Linked DNA regions of Homo sapiens: region 1 is linked to region 2. Evidence: read pairs that join two places in POLR2A ChIA-PET (ENCODE). Cell type or tissue: PC-9. All regions are shown on one strand. Each heading gives the region's core, and the rest is flanking DNA. Links, peaks and the distances in the headings are about the cores only.

Region 1 (5,381 bases), core at 154-5,153, 160 kb before region 2:
CCGGAAAAATTGTGATTGATTGCAATAGATAGATAGATAGAGAAAAATTGTGATTGATTGATTGCAATAGAGAAAAATTGTGATTGATTGATTGCGATAGATAGATAGATAGATAGATAGATAGATAGATGATTAGATTGATTTGATGGCAGAAGGAATAGCCAATGTAAAGATCCTGAGATGGCTTGTTTAAGAAAAGATAAGAAGGCTGTAGTGAAATAAAGATGGTGAGTGCTGGGGAAGAGTGTATTTATTTCTCCTACAACATTTAAGGAGCTCGAGCTGTGAGCTAGAAGTCTTGGAGCATTAGGGATGAAAGAAGCATAAGGCGTGATTCCTGCAGAGCTGCTCACAGTCTCATGAAAACAGAATAGTTAAATGAGTAGATGATTGCAATACAGTAAGGTAATGTTGTAGTAGTGGTATGTAGAGCGTTTTGGGGGAGCATAGAGACAGGCAGTTAACCCAAACTGGAGGAGTCATGGAACAGCCCTGAAATAATCAAACATACAGAACCTGTATTGAAAGTGTCTAGATACTATACCAACTGGTTCATGGATTTCTCTCATTTAATACTTATAAGAACCTTATGAAGTAGATACTCTTATGAACTATTATTACAGATGAGAAAACAGATTCAGAGAGGTAAGTAGCTTATCCAGGTTAGTAAGTGGCATAGGTCGGATCTGAATTCTGAGCCTAGCCATCACTTACCTCCCCAGACTGGATTAGATCCCTCTCATGTAGACTGTCATAGCATCTATATTTTTCCATCATAACTTAACATAATGTGTAATTATAGATTTGTGTGATTTTTTTTTTTTTGGTCTCTGTCTGCAAGACTAAGCTGTCTTTCTCCATTTATAGTCTCATGCCTAGCATAGTGCTTGTACCCAAATAATAAATATTTTTGAATAATTAATAAGCTCTGCTACTTAGGTATGCTTACTATCCAAGAATCACAAAGGAACTAAGGTTATTTTCTCCATATTCATCCATCAGGATCCTTTTGTAATACTTTGGAGTATCACTGTAATACTTTAATACTTAAAAGTTGTTAAGAACCATTTAGTAGAAAGGTTACCTTGACTAAAGAATAAGCTGCATCTTCAGGGCTTCTGCTTTGATTCTTTGGCCTCTAAGGGTTTTTTTGTTGTTGTTTGTTTGTTTGAGATGGAGTTTTGCTGTTGTTGCCTAGGCTGGAGTGCAATGGTGCAATCTTGGCTCACTGTACCCTCCACCTACCGGATTCAAGTGATTCTCCTGCCTCAGCCTCCCGAGTGGGATTACAGGCGCACACCAGCACGCCTGGCTAATTTTGTATTTTTAGTAGAGACAGGGTTTCACCATGTTGATCAGGCCGGTCTTGATCTCCTGACCTCAAGTGATCCACCCACCTCGGCCTCCCAAAGTGCTGGGATTACAGGTGTGAGCCACCATGGCTGGCCTGGCCTCTAAGTTTTAAATTTCATTGTAGATACCCTTGACACTTAAATATGCAACTTGTGTTTATTTTATCCACCTCTTTTTTACATTCAGTTTTAATCCTAGTTCTTTTGTATTTACACTGAAGTAGTTTAAAGTAAGGAGCATAATGGTAAAAATGTTAAAAACAAGGAGTAGCCAGGCGTGGTGGCTCATGCCAGTAATCCCAGTACTTTGGGAGATGGAGGCTGATGGATCACTTGAGGTCAGGAGTTCGAGACCAGCCTGACCAACATGGGCCAACATGGCAAAAACCAGTCTCTACTAAAAATACAAAAAATAGGGATGTGGTGGCATGCACCTGTAATCCCAGCTACTCGGGAGGCTGAGGCATGAGAATCACACGAATCCAGGCGACAGAGGTTTCAGTGAGCCGAGGTTGCACCACTGCACTCAAGGCTGGGCGACAGAACGAGACTCTGTCTCAAAAAAAAAAAGGAGTATAAGAATAGCAAGTATATACTGGACAGTTTATCCCTGAAGTATTAGGAATGTTTACTTGTTTGTTATAAGAAATATGGAAACAGGCTGGGCGTGGTGGTTCACACCTGTAATCCTAGCACTTTGGGAGGCCGGGGCGGGCACATCACCTGCGGTCGGGAGTTCGAGACCAGCCTGGCCAACATGGCGAAACCCTGTCTCTACTAAAAATACAAAAATTAGGTGGGCGTGGTGCTGCACATCTGTAATCCCAGCTACTTGGGAGGGTGAGGCAGGAAAATCACTTGAACCCAGGAGGTGGAGGCTGCAGTGAGCTGAGATGGTGCCACTGCACTCTAGCCTAGGTGACACAGAGAGACTCTGTCTCAAAAAAAAAAAAGGAAAGAAATATGGAAATACGGAAGCATGGCCAGGTGTGGTGGCACACGTCTGTAATTCCAGCACTTTGGGAGGCCAAGGTCAGCGGATCACTTGAGGTCAAGTTCAAGACCAGCCTGGCCAACATGGTGAAACCCCATCTCTACTAAAATTGCAAAAATTAGCCTGGTGTGGTGGCGCATGCTTGTAATCCCAGCTACTTGGGAGGCTGAGGGAGGAAAATCACTTGAACCCAGGAGGCAGAGGTTGCAGTGAGTGGAGATGACACCACTGTACTCCAGCCTGGGCAACAGAGTGAGACTCTTTCTCAAAAAAAAAAGGAAATATGGAAGCATAAACGCTTAAGAGTTTGTCTGTTATGTGAAATATCTGTTAATTTTTTATTCTGGACATCATTTGCTGTTGTCCTAGTCAGATGTTTTTACTGTGTATCTTTGAGTACTTCTGTCTTCCACATATTATAAAATGGCTAGTATTGAGTACTACCATAAATCATTGAAAAATCTGCTCTTTTTCTGAAAAGTAAAAGCATCGTAGGAAAAATTGTCTCTGTGGCCAAGTTGCAGTGGTCAAATTAAACATAAGAGTTTTTTAAATTTCTGACTTTTATTATCTTTGCTTATAGCTTTTTACCTGCACCTACTCAGCTATCTCAGGACCAGCTTGAGGCTGAAGAAAAGGCAAGATCCCAGAGATCACGGCAGACCTCACTGGTCTCCTCCCGAAGAGAACCTCCCCCGTACGGATACCGGAAAGGCTGGATACCTCGGTTATTAGAGGTACATATAGATCTTAAGTTTAGATTTGTTAAATTGTGCTGAAATTTATTATAGCACACTATAACATAAATTTAAATGTTAGAACCTCTGATTATGAATGTCAGTGTGATAGAAATTCTGGTTATGTGCTCTCAAGATGTATATTTCCCTCAGAAGATGTATCATTTTCTTTTTGCTTATTATCTATCACTGCTTTGTGGTCACTAGAGAACTGTACCATTTGTCTATTCCTATATCAAACTATTAAATATTTACAAGAAAACTAATATTTTATAAATTCAGGAATTACGGAAAATAATGGGAAAGTAAAAGATAAGAGAGATGAAAGTGGTTTTCATATTTGGGCTCCTCCTCCTCCTCCTCCCCTCCGATAATACCACATAACCCTGAAGAGACAACTTTCCTTCAGGGAAAACTCCAGTAGCACTTCCTTTGCTGATTTCTTTCTCTTCACCTGTTTTCTTACCTTTAATTTGAGAATGTTAATATATATCTGATATATAGATTAAATATATTTTTGCGGGTATAAGACAAAATTTGGTTGATTTGAAGGCAATGAGGGAGAAGGAACCATCTGGAATAGCTCTTTCTATCTCTAGCTTGTTGCCAAATAACAAGCTTCCGGTCGGGCGCAGTGGCTCACACCTGTAATCCCAGCACTTTGGGAGGCCAAGGCGGGCAGATCACCTGAGGCCAGGAGTTCGAGACCAGCCTGACCAACATGGAGCAACCCTGTCTCTACTAAAAATACAAAATTAGCCAGGTGTGGTGGCGCATGCCTGTAATCCCAGCTACTCCGGAGGCTGAGGCGGGAGAATTGCTTGAACCTGGGAGGCAGAGGTTGTGGTGAGCCAAGATCGCACCATTGCACTCCAGCCTGGGCAACAACAGCAAAACTCCATCTCAAAAAAAATAAAAAATAAAAATAAAAAGAACAAGCTTCCTTGGCAGCACCTATTCTAATTACTCAGGATCCTTTACATTAATTAATTAATTTTTATTTTTTTTATTTTTGGGATGGAATCTCGCTCCGTTTCCCAGGCTGGAGTGCAGTGGTGCGATCTTGGCTCACTGCAGCCTTCGCCTCCTGGGTTCAAGCGATTCTCCTGCCTCAGCCTCCCAAGTAGCCAGGATTACAGGCACGTGCCACCACATCCAGCTAATTTTTTGTATTTTTAGTACAGACAGGGTTTCACCATGTTTGCTAGGCTGGTCTTGAACTCCTGACTTCAGGTGATCCACCTGCCTCGGCCTCCTAAAGTGCTGGGATTACAGGTGTGAGCCACCGCGCCTGCCCCACACTCTTTATTAGAGTTTATAAGAGGAACACCCAACTAGATCATATCTTGTCCTATGTATTCCAAAAAACCCACATGTAGGTCTTTTTGTTGCTTTTTTGTCAGCTTTCCTCTGGTCCTTATGAATGCTGGTGTGTGAAGGCCAGTCATATTGCAATTATTAAGGGATTTTTGTTGCTTTTGTTCTCTCTGATAGTGTTATTTATGGGAGGCAGAGGAAGATGAAAGATTATCAAGGAGTCTTACCTGGGGCAAAAAAGTAGTGATTGGCATCATCTAATAGAGCAGTTGAGTGTCTCTGTTGAGGCATTATAAATATTGTTTGGTCTGTCAGTACATTGCACAATGAGGGTGACAGGCATCATCTTACATAGAATGTAAATCTCATCCATGCATTTCAGCATTACGATACTTGGTTGCTATTAGATTTTTAGATTCTTACTTGGCTATCAGTGGTTTCATATATCCTGGTGAAACAGAACAACTTATTTGAAAATCAAGTTGAAATGGCTAGCTAATCTGGAAATGCTATGGATGCTGCTTGAGGGGAGTGAATGTTCTGTGGAAGAAGGCATTTTGTTCTAGTTTTCAAAATAAAAGCTATGATTTTCTGGCAAGCTTAATGACCACATAATGCTACAGCTACAGTTCTGAAGTACTTATTATAGTTGAAAAACTCTAGCAAATCCAAGCATGTGTCAGATTGATGGCTTGGGTACGGGAAGCACTTATCTTAGGAATGCTTTAACTCTTTCTCATTTACAAGAAAATGTCTCTCAGCTTTATTCTCTTGGTTTTCAAAAACTTCAAACATCTCTTTAGCAAATAAGCATATTGTACTTAGGAACTCATATATCTTAGATCTAACGGAGTATTACTTAAAGAGGTCTTGTAAAAGTGAATATTTTCTTTTTTTTCCATCAAACCCCCTCTAAATGATTAATTTTAATTTGTGTTTTCTATTATTTCTTAATAGTACTCATTTGGCTGTTTTGAGCTA
Region 2 (5,381 bases), core at 219-5,218:
ATCCTGGTTTTCTTCCTCATTTCATTATAAAAGAGAGCCCAGTTTAACTGTGTTAATTCTTTGATGTAAGGAAATACCGTATGTTGCTTTGAATACAACTAAATCACATGATCATACCAATAAAGATGAGTTACCATGAGTTTGTTCTATTTTATATACATTGCATAAAATTCTTGGAATTCTTTACCCCTTAATCCTCTGTTATTCGTGGTGTTTTGGATGAGAATGTTGTTTTTCTCAATCTATGGATTATTTCTTTGTGATGTGAGGTGAAGCTAGTAGTTCAGAAACACGTACGTGACAGATACAGCAAAAGCTTGAATTAATAAAGATGTTCTAGGCTGAGGCAGGAGGATCACTCAAGGCCAGGAGTTTGAGACCAGCTGACACAACATAATGAAACCTCATCTCTACAAAATGAAAAAATTTAATTCAGAAAAAAATATTCTAATATTTAGATAGGAAATAGCTAGGAACGTAAGGAGTAAATTATGGTAGGTAGTTACCACACACTGACAAAATTTTAAACTAACATTTTGCCTCCACAGCTTGTTCATGATCAGATATTTAAAAACGGGAGGACCAAATACCACATTCTCACTTATTTTTTAATTTTTTTAATTTTTTTTTTTTTTGAGATGGAGTCTCACTCTGTCGCCCAGGCTGGAGTACAGTGGCGTGATCTCGGCTCACTGCAATCTCCGCCTCCACGGTTCAAGTGATTCTCTTGCCTCAGCCTCCCAAGTAGCTGGAATTACAGTCATGCACCACCACGCCCAGCTAATTTTTTGTATTTTTAGTAGATACAAGGTTTCACCATGTTGGCCAGCCTGGTCTCAAACTCCTGACCTCAGCCTGCCTTGGCCTCCCAAAGTGCTGGGATTACAGGAGTGAGCCACCGTGCCTAGCCTGTTCTCACTTATAAGTGGGAGCTAAATGATGAGAACATATGGATACAAAGAGGAAAATGACACTTGTGGTGGGTAGGAAGAGGGAGAGGATTAGAAAAAATAACCCATTGGGTGCTAGGCTTAGTACCTGGGTGACAAAATAATCTGTACAACAAGCCATTGTGATGCGAGTTTACCTGCACAACCTGCACACGTACCCCTGAACCTAAAATAAAAGTTACAAAAAATAAGTAGATTAAAAATGGGAGGGATAGGATACGGCGAAGGGACATTATATGTTTATATCCCAATAGGCTTATTTTCAAGATACAAAAGAAAGAAAGAAATTCAAATACATTACTAGGAATTCCCAGAGGGATTTTATTCTTGGCCTCCTTCAAAAAGTAGCGTACAGCCGGGTGCGATGGCTCACACCTATAATCCCAGCACTTTGGGAGGCCGAGGTGGGTGGATCACCTGAGGTCAGGAGTTCAAGACCAGCCTGGCCAACGTGATGAAACCCCATCTCTACTAAAAATACAAAAATTAGCCAGGCGTGGTGGTGGGCACCTGTAATCCCAGCTACTTGGGAGGCTGAGGCAGGAGAATGGCTTGAACCTGGGAGGCGGAAGTTGCAGTAAGCTGAGATCTTGTCACAGCACTCCAGCCTGGGCAATAGAGACTGTCTCAAAATAAAAAAAAAAAAGTAGCGTACTAAGAATATTCTGGTACCTGTCATTTTGGTGCATTAAGCTAGGGGATTGATTGTTTGGTTTGTCTTCTTTAATTCTGTGTATGATTCTACATTTAAAAAGAACACAACTGGCTGGGCACGGCGGCTCACGTCTATAATCCTAGCACTTTGGGAGGCCAAGGCGGGCGGATCACCTGAAGTCAGGAGTTGAGACCAGCCTGACCAACATGGTGAAACCCGGTCTCTACTAAAAATACAAGAATTATCTGGGGCGTGGTGGCACATGCCTGTAATCCCTGCTACTTGGGAGGCTGAGGCACGAGAATCACTTGAACCAGAGAGGTGGAGGTTGCAGTGAGCCAAGATCACACCATTGCACTCCAGCCTGGGCAACAAGAGAGAAACTCCGTCTAAAAATAAATACATACATACATACATACATACATACATACATACATACAGAAGAGCACTACTTAGCTCCCCCAGAATCATCTGAACCTGGGAGGTGGAAGTTGCAGTGAGCTAAGATTGCACCACTGCACTCCACCCTGGACAATGGAGCGAGATTGTCTAAAAAAAATAAGAAGAATAAAAAATAAAGAGCACTGTATTTCATTGTTTTGTGTTAGTTGCTGGGCACAGGACAGCAGTAGTCTTTTTAAATAATTGACATATCATAAAGGTTACCTATTTAAAGTGTACGATACAATGGTTTTTAGTATATCTACAGAGTTGTGCAGCCAGCACCACAATTTAATTTTGTAATGTTTTTCTCTTCTGAAAAAGAAACCATGAACCATTAGCAGTCACTCCTTCCTCATCCACCCTCCCCACCCTCGGCAGCCACTAATCTACTTTCTGTCTCTGTAGATTTACTATTCGGGACTTTTCATATAAATGGATGTTTCATGTAAATGGGATCATACAGTGTATGTTCTTCTGTGTCTGGCTCCTTTCACTTGGCGTAATGTATTTGAAGTTCATGTTGTAGCATGTATCGGTACTTCATTGCTTCCTATTGCTGAATAATATTTCATCATATGGAGCAGTCATCTCTACTTACTATAGGGATTTCTCACTGGTAAAAAACTATACTCAAAATAAACCTTTCAAAGAAGCTTTGTGTAGTAGGTTTACCACTGTATCTGTTTGGACTAGTGGCAGTAGGTTTACCTCTGTATCCGTTTGGACTAGTGCCAGTGTTAGGTTTGCAAGAGTTTCCCTGTTACCTGTTTTCCCTGTTTTTCATGCCAGGAAAGCTTTTCCTTCAAATAGTCCCATGGCTAGTTCCCTCACTTCCATTTTATCCTCTGTTCTACCCAGGGCACCCCAGCTAATTTGCAGCATGTCTCCCCCTTTCCTTTTTGCTTTTGTTTCTGTTGGTATTTGTCACTGTCTAACATACTTTATTTATTTTTATTTTTATTTATTTTTATTTTCTTGAGACAGTGTCTTGCTCTGTTGCCCAGGCTGGAGTGCAATGGCGCGATCTCGGCTTACTGCAACTTCTGTCTCCCAGGTTCAAGCAATTCTCCTGCCTCAGCCTCCAGAGTGGCTGGGACTACAGGCATGTGCAACCACACCTAATTTTTGTGTTTTTAGTAGAGACAGGGCTTTGCCATGTTGGCCAGGCTGGTCTTGAACTCCTGGGCTCATGTTTATCTATCTGCCCACCTCGGCCTCCCAAAGTGCTGGGATTACAGGCGTGAGCCACTGAGCCTGGACTAGCAAACTTTGTATTTTATATGTTTATCTCTTCCACCAGAATACAAATTCCAAGAGGGCAAGGATTATTACCTTTTTGTTTACTACTCTGTACTATAGAGTGCTTGGCACATATTAGACGCTCGGTAAATGTTTAAGATACAAGGCCAGAGGCCAGGCGTGTTAGCTCACACCTGTAATTTCAAGCACTTTGGGAGGCTGAGGTGGGAAGATAGCTTGAGCGCAGGAGTTTGAGACCAACCTGAGCAATGTAACAAGACCCTGTCTCAACAAGAAAATTAAAAAATTAGCTGGGTGTGGTGGCCTACACCCATAGTCTTAGCTACTTGGGAGACTGAGGTGGGAGGATCACTTGTACCTAGGAGTTCAAGGCTGCTGTGAGCTGTGATTGAGCCACTGCACTCTAGCCTGGGTGACAGAGTGAAACCTTGTCTTTTTTTTTTTTTTTTTTGAGACAGGGTCTTGCTCTATCATCCAGGCTGGAGTGCAATCGCATGATCTCAGCTCACTGCAGTCTCTGCCTTCTGGGTTCAAGTGATTCTCATGCCTCAGCCTCCTGAGTAGCTGGGACTGCAGGCGTGCACCACCACGCCCAGCTAATTTTTTGTATTTGTGTGTGTGTGTGTGTGTGTGTGTGTGGAGACGGACTCTCGCTCTGTCGCCCAGGATGGAGTGCAATGGCGCAATCTTGGCTTACTGCAACCTCTGCCTCCCGGGCTTAAGCGATTCTTCTGCCTCAGTCTCCCAAGTAGCTGGGATTACAGGCATCTGCCATAACACCTGGCTAATTTTTGTATTTTTAGTAGAGACAGGGTTTCACCATGTTGGCCAGGCTGGTCTTGAACTCCTAACCTTAGGTAATCTGCCCACCTCGACCTCCCAAAGTACTGGGATTACAGGCATGAGCCACCGTGCCTGGCCATTATCTCTAAAAAAAAAAAAAAAAGTTTAAGATATGAATGGTATTGTGAGTGGTGGTAACAGTAACAATGTAAAGTATTTTGAAGTATTTGTAGTCGAGGTAGGTGTGTACGTACACACATGCACACACAAACATACAAATGACTGTTTTAGATGTAGGAAAAACCAGTGTTTTTTTATCTTGAAATCTCATTCTGCGCTTTCATGGACAGCATAGAAACAGCAAGGAAGTGGCTTCCTGTTTTTAACATTAAAAACAGGAAAGGACAGACGGTGGTATGACCTATATGAACAGTAAGGAAAGTCGTTAATTAACCATGGTTGAAAGGTTTAAAAGTTGTAGTCTGAAAACCTTTCATTGAGTATTTCACCTACTTTTCTTCATTAAGTAGAGATAAAAACAGAATTATTGGTTTATAAAATACTTTTAGAATTTATAATGCTTTCCTTTTCCCTTTTTCTTTTCTTTCTTTGTGTGTTTTTTTTTTTTTTTTTTTTTTTTTTTTTTTTTGAGACAAGGTCTTACTCTGTCACCCAGGCTGAAGTGCAGTGGCACAATCTCAGCTCACTGCAGCCTCGACCTCCCTGTGCTCAGGTGATCCTCCCACCTCAGCCTCCGGAGTTGCTGGAACTACAGGCACGTACCACCATGCCCTGCTAATTTTTGTGTTTTGTTGTAGAGACTGGGTTTTGCCCCCAGGCTGATCTTGAACTTCTGGGCTTAAGTGATCCGCCTGCCTCAGCCTCCTAAAGTGCTGGGATTATAGGCATGAGCCACTGTGCCTGGGCCAGATTTTTTTTTTTTCTTTTCAGAGACAGGATCTTGCTCTGTTGCCCAGGGTTGAGTGCAGTGGCACAATCTCAGCTCGCTGCAACCTTTGCCTCCCACGCTCCAGTGATTCTCCCACCTCAGCTTCTTGAGTAGCTGGGACTAGAGGCGCACGCTACCACAACTGGCTAATTTTTGTTTTTTTTTTTTTGTAGAGACAGGGTTTCGCCTTGTTGCCCAGGTTGATCTTGAACTCCTGAGCTCAAGCGATCCACCTGCCTTGGCCTCCCAAAATCCTGGGATTATAGGCATCCACCACTGCGTCCAACTATAATGAATTTTAACTGTGTGATGACTCCATTTTCAACACTTCCTCAGGTGG

The links. ChIA-PET counts read pairs that join two places held together with the same protein. Peaks named below come from ENCODE experiments on the same cell type or tissue, not always from the same donor. Only the 100,000 strongest peaks of a DNase experiment are listed, where the experiment ranks them.
Region 1: POLR2A ChIA-PET joins it to region 2 with 9 read pairs; 2 of 35 experiments call an interaction of 5 or more read pairs at or near these places.

Annotation. Positions count from the first base shown.
Region 1 is chr14:77,752,669-77,758,049 of GRCh38, reverse strand. It overlaps SNW1 (SNW domain containing 1), which reads left to right. Exons shown (of 14, transcript NM_012245.3): 2 at 2,930-3,083. Among named protein-coding and RNA genes, the nearest start is that of SLIRP-OT1, 5.4 kb to the left of the region's middle. In PC-9, for the core only: no CTCF peak of the experiment used is centred there; no DNase peak of the experiment used is centred there.
Region 2 is chr14:77,588,357-77,593,737 of GRCh38, reverse strand. The region is part of intron 2 of SPTLC2 (serine palmitoyltransferase long chain base subunit 2); the gene reads left to right. Among named protein-coding and RNA genes, the nearest start is that of SPTLC2, 26 kb to the left of the region's middle. In PC-9, for the core only: no CTCF peak of the experiment used is centred there; a DNase peak (open chromatin) is centred at 2,777; H3K4me3 peaks cover 731 bases; H3K27ac peaks cover 2,904 bases.